Regions from separate parts of the Homo sapiens genome. Here regions 2 and 3 are each linked to region 1. A link is a contact called in ENCODE Hi-C or POLR2A ChIA-PET data. All regions are on one chromosome and are shown on one strand. Each heading gives the region's core, a stretch centred on a gene start or an enhancer-like site at or near the end of the contact. The rest is flanking DNA. Distances are from core to core; before and after follow the strand shown. Region 1 has its middle 31 kb from the start of ADGRF4. Region 2 has its middle 17 kb from the start of CD2AP. Region 3 has its middle 26 kb from the start of TNFRSF21.

Region 1 (4,252 bases), core at 131-2,630:
GACTTATTCACTATCATGAGAACAGCACCAGAAAGACCCACCCCATGATTAAATTACCTCTCACTGGGTCCCTCCCACAACACGTGGGAATTATGAGAGCTACAATTCAAGATGAGATTTGGGTGGGGACAAACCACATCACACCCTAAGCATTGTCCTCCAAGAACTGAAGTAAACTGCCTCTCTCTATATCATGCCAAGGTCAGCTTGCATGCAATGATTGAATGACATTAACCATAAAGGCCTTGCTCAATTTGGAACATTTCTGAAGGACCACTCAGCTCCAGAGCTTCCTGTGGGATCAGCAGAGGCCACTGTTCATTGCTTCATAGTTCATCTCTTCCTTCTTCCCAATCTGGCTGCTTTCATTCCCCCTCAGAAATACTCCCCAATAAACTTTATGCAAACAAACCTCCATCTCAGATTCTGCTCTTCAGGGAATGTGAACAAGGATGCCATTCATAGAAAACTATTTTTTTTGGTATACTAATGATATTCTTTGCTCAGAGTAAGTGGAAGTAATTGATAGTCTGATGTTTTGCACGATAGACTGTATGTTTATGAAAATTTTCTGACAGAGAACATGTGCTCAATGGAAGTAGGGCTCACTTAAAAAAAATAAGCCACATAGCAGCCAAATAAATCTGGGATCCAAATATTTTGAGTTACTAAGCCATTATTAGAGAGCTACCCATCAGTGACCTTGCAGGCTACTGGAACTATGTAAAGAGAAAACACAGGGCTGATGTGGCTACCCAGGATAAATGCACCTTGAGATATGATTGTTCCTCCCAGGAATGGGCCACCCATTTCCAAAGGAGCTCTGATTTTAGTGTACAAGCAGTCTATATTCTAGTGTTCTTGGTTTTCAGAGTGATTTATTGTAAAGAAATCAGGAAATAAATCAGGCTCTGGAATATGTTCTGAGCTCTGAGAACACCTGAGTACCACCAGTCATGTAAGTCATAACTCTTCTGTCCATCTCTTTCTTCACCTCTCACCATGGACAGAGTGGAAAAATGGGCTGCAATCAATCCTGAATCTCCAAGTCCCTGATCTGCTGTTGTCACAAAGAAAAACTGCAGAGAGGATGTTTCAATCATGTCTCTTTTTCACAAGGACTTCTTAGTGCAATAATATTCCTATGAGGAAGTCAGTCTTGGTGAATGGGGCTGGACCAGGCACCTGGGATCCACAAGAACACCTTTGTCTTTCTGGGGTAAGGTCACGTGTCTTTCTTGGTTATTTCCTGTCTAATCTTTGCTCTCTGTTTTTTAAAGAAAAGTGTTTCAAATATAAGTGAATCTTTCACCGTAGACACTGAAGCAGTGGCTTAAGCTGCAGACTCAAGGCTTCCTGCTTAAGGTTTCCTACTACAGTCTACTTGAGTCACCTCTGAATCATGCTGTCTGCCTAGAATCTTCACCTTAGCCCTTACCTCCTAGCTTCTGCACTGTTATAATGAGGCCTTTTACTTACCAGCTCAGCTTTGCCCATTTTTGAGCCAATGCCAATAATTTGGAAAGCATGCTCAGAGTTTCATGCACAGCAGTGATTAGGACCTGGGATTTGCTACCATCAACCTGGTTTAGGTGAGATGAAGATGAGCCAGGGGTTCTGGGTGTCTTCAGCCTGTTGTTGTTTCCTTTATCTCCTGTATTGGCAGGGTCTGGTTTACTAAACAGCTATCATGCTGTGGTTAGTGTCCTGATCTGAGTTGTACCTTGTAAGACCAGAGCTCTCACACCTCCTCTGGGCAGCTTGGTTCTTGGATGCTGTCCCATGCTCTGGCTGGACCTTGCTCCATTGGTCAGCCCCCTGAGATCACTTGTCACCACCCACTCCTGGTCTGGCTACTGTACCCTGTGAAGTATCCTAGACCCCTTAGGCAGTGCTCATGGCCAGTCAAGCCCTGGCTACTCAGCCCGTCTGGGCTCTGGGAGTTGGGTAGCTGCTCACTCCACATAGGAATAGTCCTCTAGGCAAGTGAGCTCAGTCCAGCTTCCTGTCCATTCCCATAAGCTTCCTCTGTTGAGGTCTCAGAAGATTTCAAGGAAGAGCTGCTTCTTTCTTCCATCCCCTGCTGCTGCTGTCCAGCCCTGTCACCAAAGGGAGCTAAGTGGAGAAGACCTGCACATAAAAAGTCCCCCCAATAGGGTTAAAGAAAACAATTATTTCATTTTTTTTTATGTTTTAATCAATGTGTATATAAGGGTCTCCAATATGTAATGATTCTGCTTAGACCCCAATCTCTGAAGAAATGTTTTTCCCTAGTGAAGTTCACTTCACTTAAACTTCAGGATCAACCTCGCCTTAGGCTTTAGGACTGATTTTGACCTTCAGAAGGAAGTATAAGAAGTCTTTTTCATTATGAGCTGAGTGATTCAATATCTAATGAAACTCCTTGCTTATTTTTTGATCATGTGCCCCAGTTGTAACAGGGCTTCCACCATTCTCCTGGAGCCAACTTTCCATATTGTACCAGCCCTAATAGCGACTCTGTGCCATGTATTGATCCTCCTTTCTGATTTTAAGTCCATATAAATCTGGGCCTTCACTTTGCTCCAGTCTTTCCTTTTCCCCAGGGACTGATTCCCAGATCCCTCCCTGACTTGAGTAGGAGTCTGCTCCCAGATACCTTAATCACATACTTGCCCACTTACTAGGAAACCCTTCTTATCTCCTACAGGAGCTCCTTCTTGCACAATATTTGCTTGAAATGCCATCTGTTTCTTATTGTATATTTCAAAACACATTTATTGATGCAAAATTTATTGAGCATCTTCGCTGGACTTTTAATTGTGAACAAAACCCAGTCCCTGTCTTCAAAGAGCTTATAGTTTACAGAAGGAGAGAGACAAATAGGAAATATGAGGAGTAGATAACTGAAAAACATTATTTAACTTGCCAATTTTATCTGCACAGGAGTCCTGTGAGGGAGACATTATTATCTCCACTTTAATAGAAGTGGAAAGTGAGACTCAGATAGGTGAAGTCGGTTGGTCTGGGTCACATAGAAAGAGGCAGAGTTAGGTTTAAAACTTTGCTGTCCTGAGCCTAAAGAGGCAGAGTTAGGTTTAAAACTTTGCTGTCCTAAGCCTAACCTTATGCAATGATGAGTCTAAATACAGTTTGTCAATATACACAAAAACAATCTGCTGAATTTTGATTGGAATTAAATTGAATTTGTAGGAAGTTAATATCTTTGCAGATTTTTGTCTTTAATTCATCAACATAGTTTACCCTTCCATCTTAGTCTTTTGGTCAATGGGTTTTCTTTAATTTCTCCACATGTTTTGTAGTTTTCTCTGTGTCTTGTATATTTTTCACTTTTAGGTATTTGGTGTTTTTTGATATTTTTGTTATTTTAAAAGTATTCGTTTTTAATTGTTTTTCTGTTATGTAGAAAAAAATTTCCTTCTTTGTGTATTGCTCCTACATCTAGCAGCCTTGCTAAATTTACTTATATTTTCTAATCTCTTATCTGTAGATTTTTCTATGTATACAATCTAGTGTTAAATGAATAAAGACAGCCCTCTATTTTTGAATACTCACATCTTTATTTTTCTTGTCCTACTATTCTTACGTCATTTAATTATCTGAATAAATAATGAATAATTAGGATGTCATAGGACATACTTTTCTCTGACTAATTTCTCAAGTTTCTGTTTTCTTTACTAGATTAAAACTGAGACTTGTTCAACAATGACCCTTAACTACTCTACAATCTGCTGTCAGCCAGAGTTAGGAGTGGGTGACAACAGAGTTGCTAAGAGTTATATCTGTGTAGTTTTTGGAGAGCTTCCCTCTATGATTAATTTATGAGTAAGGGTTTCATTCTTTTCACTGTAGCTCACAGAAGTCATGTCTTGTTAGTATTGCCTTGTGTTTATTTCTTTATGCACAAACAACACCTTAAAAATGAGAGAGAGAGAGAGAGAGAGAGAGAGAGAGAGAGAGAGAGAGAGACTGAGTTTGTTAAAAAGCTTTTCCAAGCCTTATTTTCCTATTTTGTAGTCAGCACCTCCATAATGCCTTGAGAACCTCTCTAGTGTCCCTACACTACTGTGAGGCTTATGGTGTCACTGTAGGAACTAGAAATTAAGTCATGATTAACTTTGGATAAATGAAACCCTTGCTTTATTCCTATGCTGAAGAGGCCAGCAGTTATTCCTATGTGGGAGAGGCTCAAAGTAGCACCCAGCTCCCAATTCAGAGAGCCATACTATTACTAATCTTAGTAAATACTTTA
Region 2 (4,352 bases), core at 229-2,728, 270 kb before region 1:
TGAGTAAAGCAAAAAACTACATGCTAGTGTCAGAGAAATGATAACTTCTGTGTAACTGCCTTAGTGTGTGTAACATTTAAGGCAAAGACACCTACAGGTTTTATGAACCCTGATTCAAAAAGGGTTACTTCGCACACTTACAGGTACTTACTATGTGTCAGACATTGTCCTAAGACTTAAAAAAAAATCAATATATTTGAATCTCAAAAGAATCCTATAAGATATGAGGTCATGTTATAAATGAGGAAACCAAGGCACAGAGAGGTCAAGTAACTTGACCAAGGTCACAGAGGCAATAAATGGCATAAGTGCCACAGAAAGTGGCAATAAGTCACTCCTCATGATTACAGTATTCTACTGTATAGCTCTGCTAACCAAATCCAGTGCTCAAACCCCCTCCCAAGACATTTTAATATGTCTCCCTATGTCACCAGTGTCTCATGCTTCAAAAATAATTTTATTTTCCCTCTATTTCATTAACATTCTTTAGTGCATTTATTTCAGTTATTAGGAAAAAAAAGAAATCTAATTTAAACTAATTCATACCAAGAGGCATTAAATTGTGGATAGATTCTGGCTTGACATAGTCATTGCACAGGTTTTCAACTTGAAAGGAGAACAATTGCTATTTTAAAGGAATGAATCTCAATTGTAGTGGTTTTCAAAATTCAAGACAGTCAACTTTCAGAGTCCAGCAGGAGGCTTATCCCCAAAATCCAGCCTCAAATACACAAAGTTCTGCTTTTCTATGTGATGGCTGTGCATAAAATTTCATTTGGGAAAATAAAAGGGACTCTGCTGCCTCAAATAACAGTAAATTGAACCACTCCTCTAATCCACTAGTCCAGTGAACTTTCTGGCTCTTCTTTCCCTCACCTCCATCAGACACATTTCATGCGCTCCCCCGACCCCCACCCTTGATAAAGAAGCACTTAGAGGCTCACAGAACAGCGCAGAATATCTCTGCGTTCAAAGAACTTCAGGAGGGATCCAGAAAGTACTTTTGAGTAGATGCATTGAGCCTCTCAGTAATGTGAAAGCAGGCTGCAGAGATCACCATCCCAGCAACAGGATTATTCTGTTTGATATCTGTTGCCAACAGCCACATTTCCCAGCATCTTGGATGCAAAAGGGGGTTTACTGACAAAGCAAAGCTTTTACATTGGGCCTTACAGGCACAGGAAAATCACCAGCTACCTCAATGCACAGTCCCACGGTAGCATTCCTCCGGTCACTCTTAGAAAAGGCCCAAGTCATCTGGGCGCCTGGACTCACCCGCCCCAAGCAGGTGGCCCTTCTCCTGGTTCCCCTAGTTCTTCCTGGTAAATGGCAGAAATTGTATCTGACGCAATGTGCGCAACTTTGTCCTTTGCTGGATTCAGGTTTCTGGTCATGGGTCAGATCACTCAGTGCCTGAAGCAATTTCTTCCTCCACACCCAATGAATGCTTCAGGGAATCATGCAGGGATAGGTAGATTTCTTTAGGTACATATTTGTATTAATGAGAGCAGCTGGGAGCTGTCTTCCTGGTTCTAGTCAATGATTAACTTTTGAAGGCAGCCTCTTTGTGTGTGTGTGGTGTGTGTGTGTGAGAGAAAGGACTTGTTTTAAGTGTTCCCACACAAAGTTATACATCTGTTTTTCTAATCAATGAATGACCTAACTACAAAGAGTTGAAGCTACCATTGAGCCAATAGTAAAGAATAAAATCCTACCGGCTGGGCGCAGTGGCTCACGCCTGTAATCCCAGCACTTTGGGAGGCCGAGGCAGGTGGATCATCTGAGGTCAGGAGTTCGAGACCAGCCTGACCAACATGGTGAAACCCCCATCTCTACTAAAAATACAAAATTAGCCGGGCATGGTGATGCACACCTATAGTCCCAGCTACTGGGGAGGCTGAGGCAGGGGAATCCCTTGAACCCAGGAGGCGGAGTTTGCAGTGAGCTGAGATTGTGCCACTGCACTCCAGCCTGGGCATCAAGAGCGAAACTGTGTCTCAAACAAACAAACAAACAAACAAACAAAAAGAAAAAAATCCTACCCTCCCAGAAATCTCTTATTGCCATAGAAATCACCAGATGTTTACCAGGATGCTGCACTGTGGTCACCTAGGGGCTGAATACACTGTTTTCTACCTATTCCTTCAGCCTCTGGGAATCCACAGGCCAATTCAATGACATATGCTCAGAGGGGTCAATGATACAATTGCAGTTAGAGCCGTATTCACAATACATTTCTCAGAGAGAAAGCCTCAGTTCATTTCTACTCATTTCTTACTGAGAATTTTCACTTTATACTTCTATGAGAGAGACATTAGTATACATGTTGGCCTGTGGTAAGGCATATTTAGCTGTATATTTAATAAAGGTTCCAAATGTGTTTGGTGATTATTAAACACATGTGCTCAGCAGCATTGCTGCTCTCTTAAATTTCAGTTCCTCATTTCATCTGACTGCTCAGACTCTGCTATTTGAGAGACAATCTCCAACTTTTTTTTTTTTTTTTTTTATGATGGAGTCTTGCTCTGTCACCCAGGCTGGAGTGCAGTGGCGCGATCTCAGTTCACTGAAAGCTCTGACTCCTGGGTTCACACCATTCTCCCGCCTCAGCCTCCCGAGTAGCTGGGACTACAGGCACCTGCCACCACGCCCGGCTGATTTTGTTTTTGTATTTTTAGTAGAGACGGGGTTTCACTGTGTTAGCCAGGATGGTCTCGATCTCCTGACCTTGTGATCCGCCTGCCTCAGCCTCCCAAAATGCTGGGATTACAGGCGTGAGCCACCATGTCTAGCCAACTATTAACCCAAACTCTGCATAAATCAATTCAGTATCTTCCCCAGACAAAACAGTACTTTCTCTGGATTCCCCATTTCTGTCCACATTTCTTTAAATAAATCCTTTTTCTAGGCTCTCAGAATTGCATTATATTTCATTTACTTCTAAAATATTTTCAGTGTAACAGGTTTGATTTTACAAGACTATCCTAGACAACTGTTCCCCTTTTGGCATCATGCCTGCATCCTTGCAAGTGTCAATGGTGGAACTGGGCTTCCTGGCTTCAGGAGTTCAGTCCAAGTGATTAGCCTTATATAAGTGATGGGTAATTGAACGTAAGAATTTATTGCAAAAGTCAGCCTTGTGTGTATCTATTAGTTAATTAGTCACACTAAACTATGAGTGAAAAAGTAGCAAATCAGGGCAAAATGCAGATAAAGAAAAAAATCCAAGTAACAGTAGAGATTATTTTTTAACTGATAAATGATAACAATAAAATAAAACTGAATTTCAGTAATTATCAATTACTGATTCACCTAACTATGATCTTCCTCAAGTGAACCAAATAGAAAACACACTTACTTCAACAAGTAGCAATTGATGAGGTTACTAAACCCTGGTCTGTGGACTACCTGTATCAGAATCATTGGCGATCTTTCTATTTTAGTTTACTTGATTTTGTTTTGCCCTATATTATTTAAAAAATTTCTCAGTTATGAATAACCAAAACATGTGCAAGTTACTGAAGAATGATCAGAGATTCAAAGTTGCTGGCTTTAAGGATAGAGAAAGGGATCGTGAGCCAAAACTCAGTGAACTATATTGAGAGTAAAAATTGAAAAAGAGTTTGGGAAGAATATTGTATCTTTTTTATGCCAATAAATGCTCATAAAGTTTCAAGTAATATGAGGATGAAAAATTGAGATTATATTCTCTGTAACTTGACTTTTTTGTAGAAGTACTAGAAATACTGACATCTGTTGCACTAAAGAAAGTAATGTTTATCAACTATATTTAAATTTTAGTTATCTCTTTCTAATTAAACAATTAATCTTTCTTTCTCTTTTTTTTTTTGAGATGGAGTTTCACTCTTGTTGCCCAGGCAGGAGTGCAATGGTGCGATCTCAGCTCACTGCAAGCTCCGCCTCCTCCGCCTCCTAGGTTCAAGTGATTCTCATGCCTTAGCCTCCCAAGTAGCTGGGATTACAGGCATGCACCACCATACCTGCCTAATTTTTGTATTTTTATTGGGGATGGGGTTTCACAATGTTGGTCAGGCTGGTCTCAAACTCCTGACCTCAGGTGATCCACCCGCCTCAGCCTCTCAAAGTGCTGGGATTAAGGGCGTGAGCCACCGCGCCTGGCCAACAATTAGTCTTTCAAGAAAAAAATCATATTTGGGAATTATTTCTATTGTGTGATGATGTTAAAGGAGAGATGCCAATTCCACCATTTCTACATTTCTTGGGGGAAGAAATTGTTCAAAATCATTATAATAATATCCATGTGAAATTATCTTCATTAAGCCACAGTAAATAAATAAATAAATAATAGAAAATGAAAAAATAAGAAACGA
Region 3 (4,101 bases), core at 61-2,560, 390 kb before region 1:
CTCCCTCTTCTCTCACCCCTCCTCCTCCCTGACCCCTCCTATACTTGTGAACTCCTTACCACCCCAAATGCCAAGAATGTGAATTATATAAAAAGGCAAAAATATAAGATGTAAACAGAACCAGACAATGGAGAAGGAAGCAAAATTGTTTTTCAAATATAAGAGGAAAAAGCAAATCCTCTAAAAGATCCTATTACATGGTGGTGACTCAGATACTGGGGCTTGGGAAGGGATGGATCATTTCAACTCTCATGGGAAGGTAACTTTGTCCTATACAAAGACTGTGATCTTGAGAAGTGATAGCTTCCCCCAAGGTAAGGTACTTGCAATACCACAATCTAGTTAGAAACATGTATTTGGTCTCTGTTCCTGCTTTGATAGAAGTGCTCTATCTTGTAGATAGAGATGCTAGGAGAATCTTTTGTTCTAATATTTGGTCTTTGACCCTAGTTCCTGACACAGAGCATCTAAAACCTTTGTAATTTCCTGAGTGATACGAGTGTCTGACACAGAGCTCCTAAATCCTTTAGAACTTCCTGGGTAATAAGAGCATCTTTTGTTCTAGTGAGGCAACTTTCGGTGGGCTTCTGGATAGCCTCAGGATGGAGGCTGTTTGCCAGGGGAACCAACCATATGACTAAAGGCTGAAACTTTAAGCCCCATTCCCTGATCTCAGAGAACGCAAGAGGGGCTGAAGGTTAAATGGATCCTCGATGACCAGAAATGTAATCAATTACACCTATGTAATGAAGCTTCAATATAAATCCAAAGGGACCATGGTATAGAGAGCTTCCAGGTGGCTGAATAGGTAGAGACTCCTACCCAGAAATGGCCTGGAAGCTCTGTGTCCCTTCCCACACGCCTTGCCCTATGTATGCATCTCTTCCATCTGGCTCTTCATCTGTATCTTTTGTAATATCGTTTATAATAAATGCGTAGATTAAGTAGGTTGTTTCCCTGAGTTCTGTAAGCCTCTCTAGCAAATTAATCAAACTCAAGGAGGAGGAATTCTGATTTACAGCTGTTTGGTCACAAGTATAGGTGACCTACTAATTGTGATGGGCATCTGAAGTTGGAGGGCAGTTTTGTGGGACTGAGCCCTTAACCTGTGGAATCTGACTCTAATTCCAGGTAGATAGTGTCATTATTGAATTAAATTATAGGACACCCAGTTGCTGGTGTTAAAAGAAAAACTTCAGCTGAATTAAATTTAAAGGAGTTTAATTGAGCAATGAATGATTCGCGAATAGGACAGCCCTCAGACTCAGCAGATTCAGAGAGACTACAAGCGTGCCTCGTGGTCAGAACAAATTTACAAACAAAAAAGGGAAGTGACATACAGAAATCAGAAGTGAGGTACGGAAACAGCTGGATTGGTTACAGATTGGTGTTTGCTTTATTTGAACACAGTTTGAACACTTAGCAGTCTACGAGTGGTTGAAATATGGCCTCTGGGATTGGCCAAGACTCAGCTATTGTTACAGGCACATAGTCCTAAGTTAGGTTTTCAACTTGTCTGCTTATCTTAATAAGGTTACAGTTCATCCACCAGGTCTCAAATATAAAATTACGGAGTCCTTCTCAGCCCATATTTAGTTTGCTTTAACAGTGTTCACTGGAAAATTGCTTTTGGTGTGTGAGAAAAAAAATCCCCACACACATTTTGGTGACCAGAGGTGACGTATTCTATATTGGGTGTGTAAGAAAAACACTTGGTTTTCCATCACATACTCCCAGAGCCAGGGGAGAATGCAGGAGGCCTGTCAGTAATGCCTCTAGGAGAAACCAGTGGGCTTCTTGGCAGAGGTAACACATGAGCAGGCTATTGCTGAATGCAGTATGACTCTCGGTGGATACAGGGAGAAGGGCATGTCTCCCCCATCAAAGGAGCAGCCAAACAATGACGAGAAGTCCTCAAAGCCCCTCCATGGTGTGACCTCTGGAATCCCCTCCAACTTCACGTATCACTCCCTTCCATGCTCCCTCTGCTCCAGCTACACTGACTTCCATGCTGTTCCTTAAACTTGCCAAGCAAACCCTGCCTTGAGGGTTTTTGCACTTGCTGTTCTCTCTGCCTGCCAATCTCCTTTCTCACTCCTTCATTGTATCCTCCACTCACAGCCATCACTTCAGAGAAGCCCTCTCTGGCCCCCCTTCTAAAATAGCAATCCCTGTCATTCTCCATCCACTTTCCTATTTTGCCTTTATCAGCATTTTTCTCTACCTGGCATTACATTTTTTCCTTCTGTGTTTATCTTACCATTTTCTGTCTTCCCCCATTAAGTTAAGCCCTGTACTTACAAGACCTTTTCCCACAAGCTTCTTAGCAGACTTAGAATTGATTCCTTTGTTTTGGGCTGGCTGCACAATTTTTTCACTTTGCCTTAGAATTTCATCACCAAGAAGTCTTCACACACAAAGTCTTCACAATCAGGGCAAATGTTCCTCAAAATTCATTTTTTAAATCCAGGTAGAATTTTCTTACCCCTGTTTAACCCTTCCTATCTGTCATTCATTGGCTTTGTGAATTATCTCAAGCCTGAATTATTCTACCTCACCCCAGCCTGTCTGTGCCCTGCCTATGTCAAGAATTCTGCCTTAGCACTGAGAGCCTGCCTGAGAGCTGGGGTTTAAAATGTCAGGTGGGACCCACTAGCACAATTGTGTTTCAGTCCAGACTTGTTGAGCTGCCTGGGTGCAGACATGTAGGAGGTGGAGGGCTAGGTTACACAGGGGTGAAGCTTATAACAGAAAGGGGACAGGGCAAGGGTGTTAAGGGTGTATGCAGTGGAAGATTCACAAAGACAGATTTTGAAGTCTACCTGAGGAAGTGTGGAAGTGGGAACAGACCATGGATGGTTATGGTAAACTGAATAACCTCCCCCTAAAATATTCACATCTTAAATGGCCAGATCCCGTGAATGTTACTTTATATAGCCAAGGAGACTTTGCAGGTGTAACTGAGTTGAGGAGACTTTGCAGGTGTAACTGAACTTAGGATCTTGAGATGAGATTATCCTGGGTTATCTAGTGAGCTATAAATGTAATCACAAGGGTCCTTATAAGACAGGGGACAGAAGGTCAAAGGAAGAAGAAGATGTGTTGATGGACGCAGCAATAAGAGTGATGCCCTTTGAAGACAGAGGAGGAAAGCTATGAATCCAGGAATGTAGGTGGCTTCTGGAAGCTGAAAAAAGCAAGGAAATGGATTCTCCCCTAGAGCCTCCAGCAGGATGCAGTCCAGCCTATGCCTTGACTGTAGCCCAATAAGACCGATTTCAAATTTCTGACCCCTAAAACTGTAAGAGAATAAATTTGTGTTGTTTTAAGGGGAGAGAGAGAGAGAGAGAGAGAGAGAGAGAGAAAGAGAGAGAATTTTCTGCCTTAAGGCCATGTGAGAGCTGTCAATTGCCAAGGTGTCTGCTGAATTTAACCAGGAAGCCACTCTCATTGAATCATCATCATCACCATCCTCCTCCTCATTATTAGCACCTCTGGGATTCCATTGCCACTACCACCACAGCAACAGCTGACATTTATCAAGCAGTTACCTTACACCAGGTTCCTTGGTATGTGTTTTACACGCATTATCTAATTTCTGTATTTACAATAACCTTGTATGGGAGGTACCATTATTAACCTTATTTTAGAGGTGAAGAAAATGGGACTGAAAGGTAACTTTTTGAACAGAAGTTTCATAGGCTTTCTACCAGGTGGGGAAATACACACATTTCCTATTTTATGGTTTGCCTGATGGTAATGAACAGGGTTTGAGACTGGGAGTAGGGGAGGGGGCACAGTAATGGACATAATCCCTTAGTACCTCCCTTTCTGATATCTGCTTCTTTCTTTGGTATTTGGGGTTGGGGAGCAGGCACACCAACCTAAAACAAATCTTAGTCCCTGATCCATGACTCTGGCAATGGTTTTCTGGAAGAGACCCCAGTAATAATAATAATCACCACTTTACAAAGCTACTATGTACTCAGCACATTATTAATAGACTTTCTAATCTCCACAACTATCTTGTATGGTAGATATTACTGACATTTGTCAGATAAGAAAACTACACCTCAGGTAGGTTAGATGACTGGTCCAAGG

The links. A loop is a pair of places that touch in the nucleus more often than their neighbours do. ChIA-PET counts read pairs that join two places held with the same protein, here RNA polymerase II (POLR2A). Pooled maps may share reads with other maps.
Region 2: a loop to region 1 is called in a pooled map of right cardiac atrium, with 1.8 times the contacts of the local background. The contact joins two enhancer-like sites. A Hi-C loop is called at or near these places in 3 of 37 single-sample maps with no recorded cell type and 7 of 50 pooled maps. POLR2A ChIA-PET finds 5 or more read pairs at or near these places in 4 of 52 experiments (A673, H1, OCI-LY7 and 1 more).
Region 3: a loop to region 1 is called in a map with no recorded cell type, with 2.2 times the contacts of the local background. The contact joins two enhancer-like sites. A Hi-C loop is called at or near these places in 3 of 37 single-sample maps with no recorded cell type and 1 of 50 pooled maps. POLR2A ChIA-PET finds 5 or more read pairs at or near these places in 2 of 52 experiments (A673 and OCI-LY7).

Annotation. Positions count from the first base shown.
Region 1 is chr6:47,727,816-47,732,067 of GRCh38, forward strand. No RefSeq gene overlaps it. Among named protein-coding and RNA genes, the nearest start is that of ADGRF4, 31 kb to the left of the region's middle. Within about 2 kb of position 1,381, at least 3 of the 41 ENCODE cell types and tissues checked have a DNase peak (open chromatin) inside an H3K27ac peak, as active enhancers do.
Region 2 is chr6:47,458,978-47,463,329 of GRCh38, forward strand. No RefSeq gene overlaps it. Among named protein-coding and RNA genes, the nearest start is that of CD2AP, 17 kb to the right of the region's middle. Within about 2 kb of position 1,479, at least 10 of the 41 ENCODE cell types and tissues checked have a DNase peak (open chromatin) inside an H3K27ac peak, as active enhancers do.
Region 3 is chr6:47,334,326-47,338,426 of GRCh38, forward strand. No RefSeq gene overlaps it. Among named protein-coding and RNA genes, the nearest start is that of TNFRSF21, 26 kb to the left of the region's middle. Within about 2 kb of position 1,311, at least 3 of the 41 ENCODE cell types and tissues checked have a DNase peak (open chromatin) inside an H3K27ac peak, as active enhancers do.